Linked DNA regions of Homo sapiens: regions 1 and 3 are each linked to region 2. A link is a contact called in ENCODE Hi-C or POLR2A ChIA-PET data. All regions are on one chromosome and are shown on one strand. Each heading gives the region's core, a stretch centred on a gene start or an enhancer-like site at or near the end of the contact. The rest is flanking DNA. Distances are from core to core; before and after follow the strand shown. Region 1 overlaps PRSS23-AS1 (PRSS23 antisense RNA 1). Region 2 overlaps FZD4-DT (FZD4 divergent transcript). Region 3 overlaps TMEM135 (transmembrane protein 135).

Region 1 (4,524 bases), core at 1,147-3,646, 75 kb after region 2:
AAATTTAAAAAATGAGAAGGTAAAATCTTAGCTCTGCTTTCTTATCAGTATTACTGTTGGGCTAGTTTACACGATGCCAGTTATTCTACTCAATGCCAACTGGAGAATGCCAGCTCAGGGTCAGCTTCTGAGATCTTATAACTGTGTTAGGAACATAACCTTTAGAGTCAATCAGACCTCGGTATGAATTTTAGCTCTGATATTAGCTGTGAGACTGTCTTCTCCCTAAGATGCAATTTCTCCACTGGTGAACAGGAGATGACAACGCCTGCCTATAATAGAAACCTTGAGGTATCTGCTTAGCCCTTGATTCTTTCCCTCTGACTACTCTCCTCCTCTCTGCACCACGTGACTCCAGGCCCCTGGCAAAGCTGATTGGACCCATGGTGGACTGACTCAAGTTAGCTCAGTCAGAATCTAAAAAATCCTTAAGAATAGAATCCAGAGGTTCTGTTAATTCTTGATCTGGGAAGTGGGGGTGACAGCATGACTGGGTAACCCTATCTGACTACATGTTGGAGTTTGAGGGGGCCCAATAAGTAACCTCCCCTTTCCTTGCCTCACTTCCAAACCAATTAAGGGATTCATGAGGTTATGGCAGAGGAGGAGTAACGCATGAGCTTTTTGCAGATAAACATAGTTTAGTGTGGCAATGCTGAACACATAATGAGACAGACTTTTCATAGACAACCCTGAATAGCCAGAGGCTGCCCCACGTAGATGGAGGGGAAAAATGCGAGGGGAAACAGTTGAACTATGAGTGCTTGGTCCTTTCCCCAAATTCATGAACCAAAATCCAGGAGTGTAACCCTAATGGAGGTTTTTGTACTTGGAAACAAGAAGGTTCACCCCAACATAAGAGATGCATAGAGAAGCAGGGTCAAAAGACAATACCCCCTGGAGAAGTAGGTCCAGTCAGTGTTCTGACTTCCCAGTTTCTGCTCCTTGTCTCTCTTATGAAGCTCAGCCACACTTCCCGCCCTTGAGTTCTTCCAGATACACATTATTTATAATTATGGGTACCCCTTTATTTAAACTCTTTCAGGTGGGTCTTGCAACTGGTAACCAAAAATCTTTTATTAGGACTCTAAGTCACACTTTTTTTTAGGGTGAAGTTTATTTATATTTTATTATTTATTTATTTTTGTGAGATGCAGTCTCGTTCTTGTCACCTAGTCTGGAGTGCAGTGGTGCGATCTTGGCTCACTGTAACCTCTGCCTCCCTGGTTCAAGTGATTCTTCTGCCTCAGCCTCCCAAGTAGCTGGGACTACAGGTGCACGGCACCACGCCCGGCTAATTTTTGTATTTTTAGTGGAGACGGGGTTTCACCATATTGGTCAGGCTGGTTTCGAACTCCTGATCTCAGGTGATCCACCCACCTCGGCCTCCCAAAGTGCTGGGATTACAGGTGTGAGCCACTGCATCCGGCCTTGGGTGAAGTTTAAATAAAGAAATGAATGTAGGGCACCTAGCATGGTAGACTCAATATATATTTAGTTTTATTCTTTACTTTCTGATGGGAAAGGGGATGGAGCAAAGCTCTGAGGCTCAGTCACTCAACTCATTTTCAGTTTGAATATGACACGAAACAAACCCCCAAATTTTGAAATTTCTACTTGAAGGTCAAACAGCCATTAAAAGTAGCACATTTGCTATGAAAACGTTACTGAAGACATGTCTATCACAGGCTGGAAAGACAGTGTTGGTTAGTAGCTGGAGTCAGATATACTTGGATAGTAATTCAGGTTTCAACTGCTACTAACTGGAAAGTCTTACAAAAGTCATCACCTCTGTAAGCCTAATTTTTTCAACCATAAAAGAAAAAACTAATTTGTTTGGTTGTTACAAGCACAAAATATGCTCTTGGTACATAGAGAGTGCTCAGTAAATGACAGTTGTTATTATTGTAATATTCTGAATACTTTCAAGAAGGGTCAGGAGGGCCTTCCTTTCTGTTATTGAGAGCTACATGCCTGATTATGTTTTCATTTTTGCCTTGATTGCCAGGGAGTTCAGAATCAAATTTAAAACTTAATCATGGCAACCCTGCTACTATTAAGGTTGGCATATTTATAAGTCCCTTTTCCTGGCTCTTGATTTTCTGTTTCTAAAGCTTGTCAGCCAATGAGAAGCAGCTTATCAATCGGACCAGACTAGGGCATGCATATAAATGTAAACGACACACACACACACACACACACACACACACACACACTCCAGTTAAACAGTTAATTTTCAATGCAGTTTTCACTTGGGTAATTCCCTGCCAAGAGAAAACATAAATCACTTTTCAGTCCAGCATCCAGGGGCTCTACAAACCAGTCCAAGAGAAATTTAATCTGGGTCTATGTAACAGAAACTGGGCAGCCAGCCAGCAAATTTTTGTTTTGTGTTTTAAGAGAAATGCAACATGCTCCTTGTCAAGTGATGTCTGGGGTGATCAAGCTCACCCCCACAGGGCCAAGGGCTAACCGCGGAAAAGGTAGCTTGGCGGCTTGTGCTAAAGAAGGGCCTTTGAAGGGTCAACTCCCCTCGGTGAGTTAAAGTCTTCTTCAGAAAATGTTACAGAATGAAATACTGAGTCTCAGCAATCAGGATGTTGATTCTAAAAGTGTCACAAATCAGAAGCTGACCCCGGTTAGGTAGGGGTGAAGAGGCAGAGGGTAGGAGGGAAGCTGTGGAAATAAGCTGGGCTCTTGGAGGAAAGGAAGCCATACTGAACCGTTCACTAAAGGTTTTGGGGAGCCCTTGGACCATTTTAAACAATGTAGTCTTTCCTACTCTTCAACTCAATATTGATTGCACCAGGACTCAGGAGCTTCCTCATTATCATGTAATCACTATAACAACTCTTGGAGATAAGTTTCATTACTTTTCTTTTCCAGTTGAGTAAACTGAGAGTCACTGAATTGCCTAGGATTAAGTGGCTAGGTGGAGCCAAGAATTGAACCCAGGTCCAAGAGCCTTCAAGTCCAGTTCGCATTTTCCAGTTTGGCTCCAATGCAAGCGCAGTATCTTATTTAACTCATTTTTGTTTTATCTATCCCTTACTTCTTGGTCCCAGGTCTCCAAAATTTAACAGAGTTTGGTGTGTTGTAAAAGTCAAACATGCCCTCATCATTTTGTTGTTGTTGTAGGCCCTAGAAATGGCTGTAGGAGTTGGCAAAATAAATGCATTCTGAGGCCAGCAGCCCTTTCTTCTCTGAGCACATTCCCTGTTCCTTTCCCAGTCTCTGGGAGAGGAATTTTGCCCATGGGAGCTGTCTCAGGTGCCGACCTTTCTGTGCCTCCCTCACACATTCCTGCATCTAAATTAGAACTGGTCAATGTTTCACTCCCCTGCTGTCCTCCCAGCCTTGTCTTCTGAAGCTGGTGAACAATTAACCACCAGCAAGCAGCCCCTGTTTTCCGGCTCTCGATCTTACCTCCTTAGAAGCCTCCCTACATTTACTGCTAGGTGTCAATGATCTACCAAGCTTGAGAAGCACCGGGGCTTCCTCTCCATTCTTTAAGGATCCTCTTGTATACCCTTTTACAATGATTCTGATGATATACGATTCTTCTCAAGGAAATATATCTTAGGGAATAACCAAGCCAAAGCACCCACATTGACTCTTGAATCGTGTTTTCTGTTGGGAATTCTTACAAAGAACTGGAGAAAACGGGAAAAGATTCCAGGCCAGTTCTGTCACTTACAAGCCAGGTGACATTAGCCAAGTTTCTTAACTTCTGTGGGTCTTCTTTTTACACTTATTAAATGAGGAGGGTCATTCTTCCCTCTTAAGTGTGTTATACAGACTAAATAACAGTGTGTACAAAAGTGTTTGGCCCAGACTAGCAACTTAATCAGTTTTCTTACATAAGAAACTGTAGTCTAAAGTTCATATGATCATAGAATACTGGAACTAGAAAATGCCTTGTAGAGCTTGTATAACTTTAACAAGAGAGGAGGTCCAGAGAAAAAGTCTGAGATATACATATTCAATGACCTTTCAGCCAATTGGTGGCCTATAGTCTAGTTCTGCTTTGTCCATTAGAAATATAATGTATAAGCCATACATGTAATTTAAAATTTTCTAGTAATCACATTAAAGAAATAGAAGGTGGTTTATGCTGGTAATCCCAGCAATTTGGGAGGCTTAGGTGGGAGGATCACTTGAGTTCGAGACCACCCTAGGCAACACGGCAAGACCCCATCTCTACAAAAATATTTTAAAAAATTAGCTGGGTGTGTTAATGTGTGCTTGTAGTTCCAGTTTTTTGAGAGGCAGAGGTGGAAGGCTCACTTGAGCCCAGGAGTTCGAGGTTGCAGTGAGCAATGATCACACCATTGCACTCCAGCCTGGGCGACAGAGACCCCGTCTCAAAAAAAAAAAAAAAAAGTAGACAGGAACAGGTGAAATTAATTTTAACATATATTATTGAACCCGATGTATGTGATATATCATTTTAACATGTAATGGATATAAAAATTAATAATGAAATATTTTACATTTAGTAGCCCCAAAAAAGGGCTACTAAAT
Region 2 (4,563 bases), core at 1,367-3,866:
CTCAGCCTTTATTTGATTGACCTATGTATAATACTAACACTCTTGATAACTCCCTCCTTAAAATTATTTAATCCTCTTTCTGATTTTTTTTTCTTTTTGGATTTTCTTTCCATCTATACTGCTACCTTGCCTTCTCTGTACTCTTCTCTGGATCCTCTTCCCCTGTTGGCCCCTATGATGCTGGGTTTTCTAGGAGTCTATGCTTTGTCCTTGTTGTAGGCATCTGACTATAGTCACGACTGCCCATTGTCTTTTGATTAACGTTTCTATGTTAGGAGAAATTTTCTTTTTTCTTTTTTTCTTTTCTTTTTTTTGAGATGGAGTCTCACTCACTCTATTGCCCAGGCTGGAGTACAGTGGCGCAATCTCGGCTCACTGCAACCTCCGCCCCTCCGGGTTCAAGCGATTCTCCTGCCTCAGCCTCCCGAGTAGCTGGGATTACAGGCGCCTGCCACCGCGCCCGGCTAATTTTTTGTATTTTTAGTAGAGACGGGGTTTCGCCATCTTGGCCAGGCTGGTCTTGAACTCCTGAACTCGTGATCCACCTGCCTCGGCCTCCCAAAGTGCTGGGATTACAGGCATGAGCCACTGTGCCTGGCCTAAAATTTTCATATTTAAGTGGCAAATTTCTCAATTTAGAAAAATTGAACTCAAATTCCCAGTCTCCCTTGCAACAAAGATGCAGGCACACAACTTTAGCACCATCAATCAGTGTAAACCATGCAAGTCTTAACTAGAAACTTCATATTCTTTAGTTATCATCCCTCACTTTCCCCATCTTCCCAAACTCTAAGCAACCACTAATCTCCTTTCTGTCTCTATAGATTTGCCTATTCTGTACATTTCATCTAAATGGAATAAAATATATGATCTTTGGTGCCTGGCTTCTTTCACTTAGCATAATGTTTTCAAGGTTTATCTCTATTGTGGTATATATCATACTTCCTTTTTTTTTTTTTTAGACAGTTTTGCTCTTGTTGACCAGGCTGGAGTGCAATGGCACGATCTCAGCTCACCGCAACCTCTGCCTCCCGGATTCAAGCAATTCTGCCTCAGCCTCCCGAGTTGCTAGGATTACGGACACGCACCACCACGCCCAGCTAATTTTGTATTTTTAGTAGAGACAGGGTTTCTCCATGTTGGTCAGGCTGGTCTCGAACTCCCAACCTCAGGTGATCCACCTGCTTCGGCCTCCCAAAGTGCTGGGATTACAGGTGTGAGCCACCGCGCCCGGCCTATCATACTTCCTTTTAATAATTGAGTAATATGCCATTGTATGAATGTATCATATTTTGTTTGTCCATTCATCAGGTAATGGATATTTGGATTGTTGCGGGTACTGTTATTGCTACTCCTATTTTATTTTAGAAATACGAAAAGTGAATCTCAGGGAAGTAAGTTCACCAAGGTCAGACAAATAGCAAAGCTGAGACGCACACAAACTTAAGTGTGTCTGATGCTATATTTCTTTCTCTTAACCACTATACCACTGCCTCTTACCATGCTATAAAGCTTTGTAAGGCCAGCACAAAAGAAGATGGGGCTGGCCAGTTGCAGTGGCTCATGCCTGTAATCCCAGCACTTTGGGAGGCCAAGGTGGGTGGATTACCTGAGGTCAGGAGTTCGATACCAGTCTGGCCAACATGGTGAAACCCTATCTCTACTAAAAATACAAAAAATTAGCCAGGCATGGTGGCAGGCACGTGTAATTCCACCTACTCGGGAGGCTGAGGCAGAATTGCTTAAACCTGGGGAGGCAGAGGTTGCAGTGAGCTCAGACTGTGCCACTGCACTCCAGCCTGGGCAACAGAGCAAGACTCCATCACAAAAAAAAAAAAAAAAGAAAGAAAAATATTGAAAACTACCTAAATACTTAACAGCGAGTAAACAGTTAAATAAACTATGCTATATATAAACAATTATGCAGCTATTAAAATTGTTTACCCAAACAATATAGAAATTTGGGGAAATATTTGTTATGTTTTTAAATTTTAAAAAAGCCACAACACAAATATATATTTATTACAAAAAGTATATCATCACAACTATTAAAGATATAACATAGTAAAAGATTAAGGATTAAGGATGAATATATCAAATATACTAAATTATTAAGGAATTTTTTTCTTTCCACTTTTTGTTATTTGCCAAATTTTCTATAATGAGCATTGATGACTTTCATAATGGGAAAAAGTAAAATAAACTTCGCTTTTTGAAAAAAAAAATTAATGGGTTGTGTTATGTGTGTTATGTTGACTGATCCCAAATTATCCCCAACTCACTGTGACACAGCCCATCTGACCCAGGGGAGTCGTGTGCATGTATCTCTTTGAAGCTCCAGCCCTGGAGATAAGCCCTCAGCTGACCTGTGGGCCTGCTGATCAGCTAGCAATGTCAGATAAGGAATTTTAAACATAGAAGGAAACTTAGAGGGCCACTGGCTGGTCTACATCAGGAGAGCCCAATCAGTCCAGTTTTTATTTCCTCTGGTCAGTGGCCCTGAAAGAAAGCAAGATTACACTGTAGCTTTTGCACTCTATCCAGGCAGACAGGCTCCACCACTTAAAGAGCTGAGGAATGCATGGCTGCAGAGACAGGGAAACAACACCCATGGAGAAGCACACAGATAAGATCTCCAAACAGAGACTCTGGTTAACAGTTTCCAAGGTCTGAGGAGTAAATAAAACCCTCTAGGACACAGGGAATCACATGCAGGTAGGAAATTCCTGACTTGACCCATTGGAAGGGGTAGGGGCCTTCTGAATTTTTTCTCCTTTTCCTCATTCTTTCACTTGCCAATTATTTTTTGAGTACATAGAATAGCCAGATGTGGCTTCTTATAGGTTTTGCTTATAGACTCATACAAGGTACAACAGGCAGACAGACAATAAGGTCCAGTGTACAGGATGCCATGGCTGTGATATTAGGGGCACCTTCAACTCCTGAGGAAGGCTTTTTGGAGGATGTTAACTCTAAAATAAAACCTTAGAAGAAAGGTGAGCTTGACAGTGGTGCGGCAGAGTTGAAGAGAAGGTTCTCCCAGGCACGGCTATGACCTGCAGGCGAGAGAGAGAGAGAGAACAAATTTGAAGAAGCTTCAGAAACTTGAAATGGAAGGCAGGAAGACAGGAAGTGGTTTCTTCCAGATCCCCTTGATTGAGTTATGGAGAATGGAGAGAGGAAAAAGAAAAAAATGAATATTCTAAAGCTTTCCTCTTCTTCCTCTCAAAATTTTGCCCTTTTCCTTTGTCTTGATCATGCTGTTCTTAGCTCTCTTACCACCTGTGCTGCTGTTTCAAGGTTGCAGAGTAAATAAAGGGACAGAGACAGCCCAATGTTGAGGCCTGAGCTCCATAGAAATGCTGCTGCCATCACACACAGATGAGACTGACCAGGCGGGCCAAAGGTGGCCCATTCATGTTGCCCTTAAACACTGCAACTGCCATTATTTTCAGTTCTAAGGAGCCAATGGTGAGGGTTGGGGTTGTCACTTATTCATTTTGCATATGTTAAGTGCAGAGTGGGTATCCATAGATGTAATTCACAGCCTCATTGGGAAGATAACACATGAAATTATGAATGTTATATATTTACTTTACATGAGACAATAGTGGAGTATGGAGTATAACAAACTTTTCTTGAGTCCTTATTGTGTGTTAGGTATATGCGAAGTGCTGGGGAGAAAAATAATTTTTTTTTTTTTGAGACGGAGTTTCGCTCTTGTTGCCCAGGCTGGAGTGCAATGGAGCAATCCCAGCTCACTACAACCTCCACCTCCCAGGTTCAAGCAATTCTCCTGCCTCAGCCTCCTAAGTAGCTGGGATTACAGGCATGAGCCACCACGCCCGGCTAATTTTGTATTTTTTTAGTAGAGATGGGGTTTCTCCATTATGGTCAGGCTGGTCTTGAACTCACAGCCTCATGTGATCCACCCACTTCGGCCTCCCAAAGTGCTGGAATTACAGGCGTGAGCCACTATGCCCGGCCCCAAAAAATAATTTGTAAAAAGCCTATTCTAGGCGGGGCATGGTGGCTCACACCTGTAATCCCAGCACTTTGGGAGGCCGAGGTGGGTGGATCACAAGGTCAGGAGTTGGAGACCAGCCTTGCCAACATGGTGACACCCTGTCTCTACTAAAAATACAAAAACTTAGCCAGCCATGGTAGCATGTGCCTGTAGGCCCAGTTACTCGGGAGGCTGAGGCAGCAGAGTAGCTTGAACCCGGGAGGCGGAGATTGCAGTGAGCGGAGATCATACCATTGCACTCCAGCCTGGGTGAAAGAGCAAGACTCCGTCTCAAAAATAAATAAATAAATAAATAAATAAAAATAAACTTTTCTAAAGTAGCTCAGGTTATTATAGCCTGCGTTTATATGTAAGGGAAAGAGAACCAAATGGGAAACTGAGGACTAAACTTTGATTTTTTAATCTTGCCCCAATTCCTATCTAAGGAGTCTGGGGAGTCATGCCCTAGAAATCATAAATTCTCATCAGATGGGTTTTATTTAACCCTATATAGCGTGACTTGCTTTCCAACCTGAATCTGGCATAACATTATGAGA
Region 3 (4,769 bases), core at 1,754-4,253, 81 kb before region 2:
AAACTGACCTGGTCACGGTGGCACATGCCTGTGGTCCCAGCTACTGGGGAGACTGAGGCAGGAGGATCACCTGTGCCCAAGAGATCAAGGCTGCAGTGAGCTATGATTGTACCACTGTACTCTAGCCTAGATGACAAGTGAAACTCTGTCTCAAAAAAAAAAAAAGAACCACTGCTACAGGAACTGTGTAGTCAGAGTATCATCATTCTTATAGGAAAACATTAAATAACATAAATGTTCTGTAACATCTTAGTAGATTAAAAAGTATCCACACATCCTGCTGAAATTCTAAGCATTATTATCATCTAACAGCATTATCATTTCTAATTAGATGCGTAATCAATAATGGGTTTTTTTTCCAGAAGCTTTGGTGTATATATTATTTAGCTAACCTCAAAGTTTTGAATAATACTACATATCACACTTCACAAGAGGCCGCTGGGGAATACAGTAGGAACAATGCAACTTCTAAATTCTAAATATGTATATATCCTATATATGCATATGAAATATACATATAAAAATAATTATATGTTCTATAAATAAGGAGATATTAGAAATAAAAGAAAGTGAAAATTCCTAAACATTGTAATGGCTTATTAAGAAATGCTATTTAATCATCTCAGAAAATCTTTCAAGGTATAATGGGTTTTTAACTGTCAGAATGTTTTAGAAGGTATAAAAATACTTCCTTGAGGCATAGGAATTAATAGAATAAATTTCTAATCTAGAGCAAGAGTCTATGATCATGTTCTATCTTATATAGTACATAAAGAGTAAACTTTACAGAAGGCTACAAAGTGTTTAATCTTCTGGTGAAGTTAACATGCCAATGAAACTTGAAGATACCAAGAACTTACAGACCAAATTTATGAGTATTCTTTTATTCCCATATTATATAGATCATTCATTCTGGTCATACCTGGTTTGGAGTTTCATAAGTACTATAGTGCAATTTAATAATTCAACAAATGAGTATGCTTGCAATAAATATGCAATTGTTGATACTTTAATCCATGTTCATGTTTGAGCACACTGCAATTCTTAACTAATACTAAATATCAAAGCAAATTCCACAGCAATTCTACAAAACAAAATCCATCAGAACAACTTCTTTCTAAACCACAAACAAAGCACTTCCTAGAAAAAGAAAAAGAAGACTAGTTCTTAACAGCCCTCCTACAGATAAACTAGATGTTACCAATGCTTCCTACTGAGTTACTATGATCAGAGTCCTTTGTGGCACAAATTTTTTAAGCAACCCTGGAAACAACCTCAAAGCTCTCTCAGAACCCCACAATGATGCGATTAAGATTTAAGTAAGCTGCCCTCTTACTGGGTGTCAGAAACTAGCAAGCAAGCACGCTTAATACTACTAGAAAGGGAGGGGGTAATTGATGAATGGATTAGAGAGAAGGAAAAAAGAGGAAGAAAGAAACTTAAACCAATATAGATGAAGATATTTACAGATAGATCTTTATCTATGTATTTATATCTATATCCAGATAGAGAGATAAGTGCATATTGTATGTTCTCACCTCATTAAATACTTTTTGAAAAACTGATTATACAACTGAATGCAAAATCTCAGAGTAAAGATTGCACTATTAAAGCTTTAGAGGTTTAAAACTTAGGACTACCATTATTTGCTATTTTTTAAAAAGAAACTGCTAGTCATCACAATATGTTTCTTCTACTCTTTCTCGTATATTGCTGACATTAAATTTAAAGACTGAACTGTACACATTTCAATTGACAACTGGCTCCTTAAATGTTGCTGCTTCTAAACGTTCAATCTTAGACCTCCTCTCATACTGGGCTTTCACACATGAATCTACTTCCACAGTTTCAACGACCACCTATTAGAGGAAAACTTTCCATTTTTATTTTTCTAACTACCATCTTTCCCTTGAACCTAGACTCACATTTCCAGCTGCCTGCTGGCTATTTCCACCAGCATATCATTGATTTTCTCTGTGAATTAAAGGCATAATTATAAATTCTTTTTCCTTACCAAACAAGAACTACAATACTAATATGCTTGATTTTTGGCACTAGATGTAATAATTTTAAAATATGCATAACTTCAACTCTTGCAAATTACTTATAAGCTTTTAATGGATCTTGATATTTAATGAAGTCTTACATAAATTCGTGGTAAGTCAAGAATACTTTTTCAGAGCAAATTAAGCTACTAAAGTAACTCGCAAATTCCAAATACGCACAGACACATTTACTTAAAACAAGACACACTGTAAGGCAACTTGTCAAGAGATTTAAAGAGTTTTAAAGTTTAACTCCAAAGGGAAAAGAAAAAATACAAAACCTGATTTTTTTCTTAAAGTCACTAAGCTTGTGAACAACACTAAAAAACAAAAATTAAAGTTTTTAATTAAATCCAACCAGGAATTGTGATTGTATGCATAGACATACACAACTCTCAACAGAAAGAACTACAGAGCTATCTCCCAGTATTGTTAACTGCATCACCTAATAAACAAAAGAACTAAATCAACACATACACAAAGAGTTCAATAATGTAACAATGAGATCAAGGGAAGGATCAATTTTTCTTCAGCAACCATGTGATAACAGTTATAAAGAAGTTAAAGCTAGACTTAAATTTCTTATTAAGTCGTTAAAACAATAAAACTACTTCAGCTAATATTTAGAATAGGTCATAATCTGTAATACCTAAAAATTTTCTTTGAACAACCAATGTCTAAGAATGAAACACTAGTGCAAAAGCTCATCTACAGGAAAAGAAAAACAGAAAGCTTAAAAAAAAAAAAAACCCTCAGCTATCAAAAGTGAAAATAAAACAGAAAATAAACTAGCAACCCAAATCCACGTTATCACCTTACATCCAGGAAACCTCTCGTTATGCCCTAAGAAGTTATTGCTCTTAATATCAGTAACACTCTTTTACTTTGGTTTTACTGTATTTGAACTAATGTTAGCGTTCAAAGAAAGAGAAAAAACAAACCAACAAACAAAAAACAAATCCAATAGTAAGCAGTCCTAAGATGGACCTAGACAGGTTGCCACATTTTGAGAGGTAGTAAAATGGTAACATTAAGAAACTTCAAAGATGTATATTGTAGTCTATAGAGCAAGCACTAAAAGAAAATAACGAAAAAAAAAATTACAGTGGAATTCTAAAAACAAAACAAAAAAAATCAAACAATACAAAGGAAGTAAGGAGGAACAGACAAATGAAAAGCAGAAAACAAATAATAAAATGGCTCACTCAACCTAGCCATACCAATAAATAATAAATGCCTCAAATGTTAATGAACTAAATAATCTAATTTATAGGCTAACACTAGCAGAATAGATATAAAAAAATAAGACCCCACTGTATATTATCTGCTAAAAAAAAAAACTTTAATTATAAAGACACAGATGTTTGAAATTAACTGGAAAGAAATACACTCTGCAAACTGTAAATATGAAAAGGTTGGAGTAGCTATATCAATATCAAATAAAAATAGGCCAGGCGCGGTGGCTCATGCCTGTAATCCCAGCACTTCGGGAGGCCAAGGCGTGTGGATCATTTCAGGTCAGGAGTTTGAGACCAGCCTGGCCAACATGGTGAAACCCCGTCTCTACCAAAAATACAAAATTAGCCAGGCGTGGTGGCACGTGCCTGTAATCCCAGCTACTCAGGAGACTGAGGCACAAGAGTTGCTTGAACCCGGTGGGTGGAGGTTGCAGTGAGCCGACATCATGCCACTGCACTCCAGCAGGAGCAACAGAGTGTGACTCTATCTCAAAAAAATAAGAAATAAAAAAATCAAATAAAAATAAACTTCAGAACAAATAATATCTGAGCTACAGAAGGACATTCCATATGGATAAAAGGTTCAATTCATCATGACATCATGAAGAAATGGTAACAAAAAAAAAGTGCATGTACCAATAAAACCTTCACAGAAATTGATAGCATTAAAAAGAGAAATAGACAATTCCAGAATCACAGTTGAAGATTTTACACTTTTCTCTCAGCAAATGATAAAACTAGACTAAGAAAATTAGTAAAGATATAGATCAGTAGTTCTCAACAAGGAGAGATTTGTTCCATGGGGAGATGTAGCAATGCCTGTAGGAATTTTTGGTTATCTCAACTTGGTGGGGTGGGGAAGGCAGTGCTAATGGCATGTATAGATACACTGCACAAGAGAGCCCTCCCAGTAAGGTATTACCTGGCCCAAAACATGTCAATAGTGCCAAAGTTGAGAAAACCAGCTGTAGACAAACATCACTGTCAATGATCTTGTCCTTGTTGATATCAAAAAAAAAAAAAAAAACACTGCAAACAGGCAAAAGAAGAAAGCTCAGCCAGGCCTGGTGGCTCATGCCTGTAATCTCAGCACATTGGGAAGCTGAGGAGGGCAGATCACGAGGTCAGGAGTTCGAGACCAGCCTGGCCAATATGGTGAAACCCCGTCTCCACTAAAAATACAAAAATTAGCCAGGCGAGGTGGCACGCACCTGTAGTCCCAGCTACTTGAGAGGCTGAGGCAGGAGAATCGCTTGAACCCACGAGGCAGAGGTTGCAGTGAGCCGAGATCACGCCACTGCACTCCAGCCTGGGCGACAGAGTGAGGCTCCGTCTCAAAAAAAAAAAAAAAAGAAAAGAAAAGAAAAAAAGAAAAAAGATCATATGATCTTATCAATAGATGCAGAAAAGCCATATAACAAAATATTACATCCATTCATGATAAAGGTTCACAGCAAACTAGAAATGAATGTAAACGTCCTAACCC

Evidence for each region. Hi-C counts contacts between places; a loop is a spot of excess contacts on that map. ChIA-PET counts read pairs that join two places held with the same protein, here RNA polymerase II (POLR2A). Pooled maps may share reads with other maps.
Region 1: a loop to region 2 is called in a map of Caco-2, with 5 times the contacts of the local background. The contact joins two enhancer-like sites. A Hi-C loop is called at or near these places in 2 of 168 maps with a recorded cell type or tissue (Caco-2 and endothelial cell of umbilical vein) and 7 of 50 pooled maps. POLR2A ChIA-PET finds 5 or more read pairs at or near these places in 5 of 52 experiments (Caco-2, HepG2, OCI-LY7 and 2 more).
Region 3: a map of heart left ventricle shows a loop between it and region 2 (2.0-fold over the local background). The contact joins two enhancer-like sites. A Hi-C loop is called at or near these places in 12 of 168 maps with a recorded cell type or tissue (CD8-positive, alpha-beta T cell, Caco-2, Calu3 and 8 more), 1 of 37 single-sample maps with no recorded cell type and 11 of 50 pooled maps. POLR2A ChIA-PET finds 5 or more read pairs at or near these places in 4 of 52 experiments (Caco-2, Panc1, WTC11 and 1 more).

Annotation. Positions count from the first base shown.
Region 1 is chr11:86,922,988-86,927,511 of GRCh38, reverse strand. The region is part of intron 1 of PRSS23-AS1 (PRSS23 antisense RNA 1); the gene reads left to right. It also overlaps a transcript of PRSS23 not described here. Among named protein-coding and RNA genes, the nearest start is that of PRSS23-AS1, 13 kb to the left of the region's middle. RefSeq lists an enhancer at 2,231-2,525. Within about 2 kb of position 2,396, at least 6 of the 41 ENCODE cell types and tissues checked have a DNase peak (open chromatin) inside an H3K27ac peak, as active enhancers do.
Region 2 is chr11:86,998,369-87,002,931 of GRCh38, reverse strand. It overlaps FZD4-DT (FZD4 divergent transcript), which reads right to left. Exons shown (of 3, transcript NR_038905.1): 3 at 1,982-3,056. Among named protein-coding and RNA genes, the nearest start is that of TMEM135, 37 kb to the left of the region's middle. Within about 2 kb of position 2,616, at least 3 of the 41 ENCODE cell types and tissues checked have a DNase peak (open chromatin) inside an H3K27ac peak, as active enhancers do.
Region 3 is chr11:87,079,710-87,084,478 of GRCh38, reverse strand. The region is part of intron 3 of TMEM135 (transmembrane protein 135); the gene reads right to left. Among named protein-coding and RNA genes, the nearest start is that of TMEM135, 44 kb to the right of the region's middle. RefSeq lists an enhancer at 817-1,656. Within about 2 kb of position 3,003, at least 4 of the 41 ENCODE cell types and tissues checked have a DNase peak (open chromatin) inside an H3K27ac peak, as active enhancers do.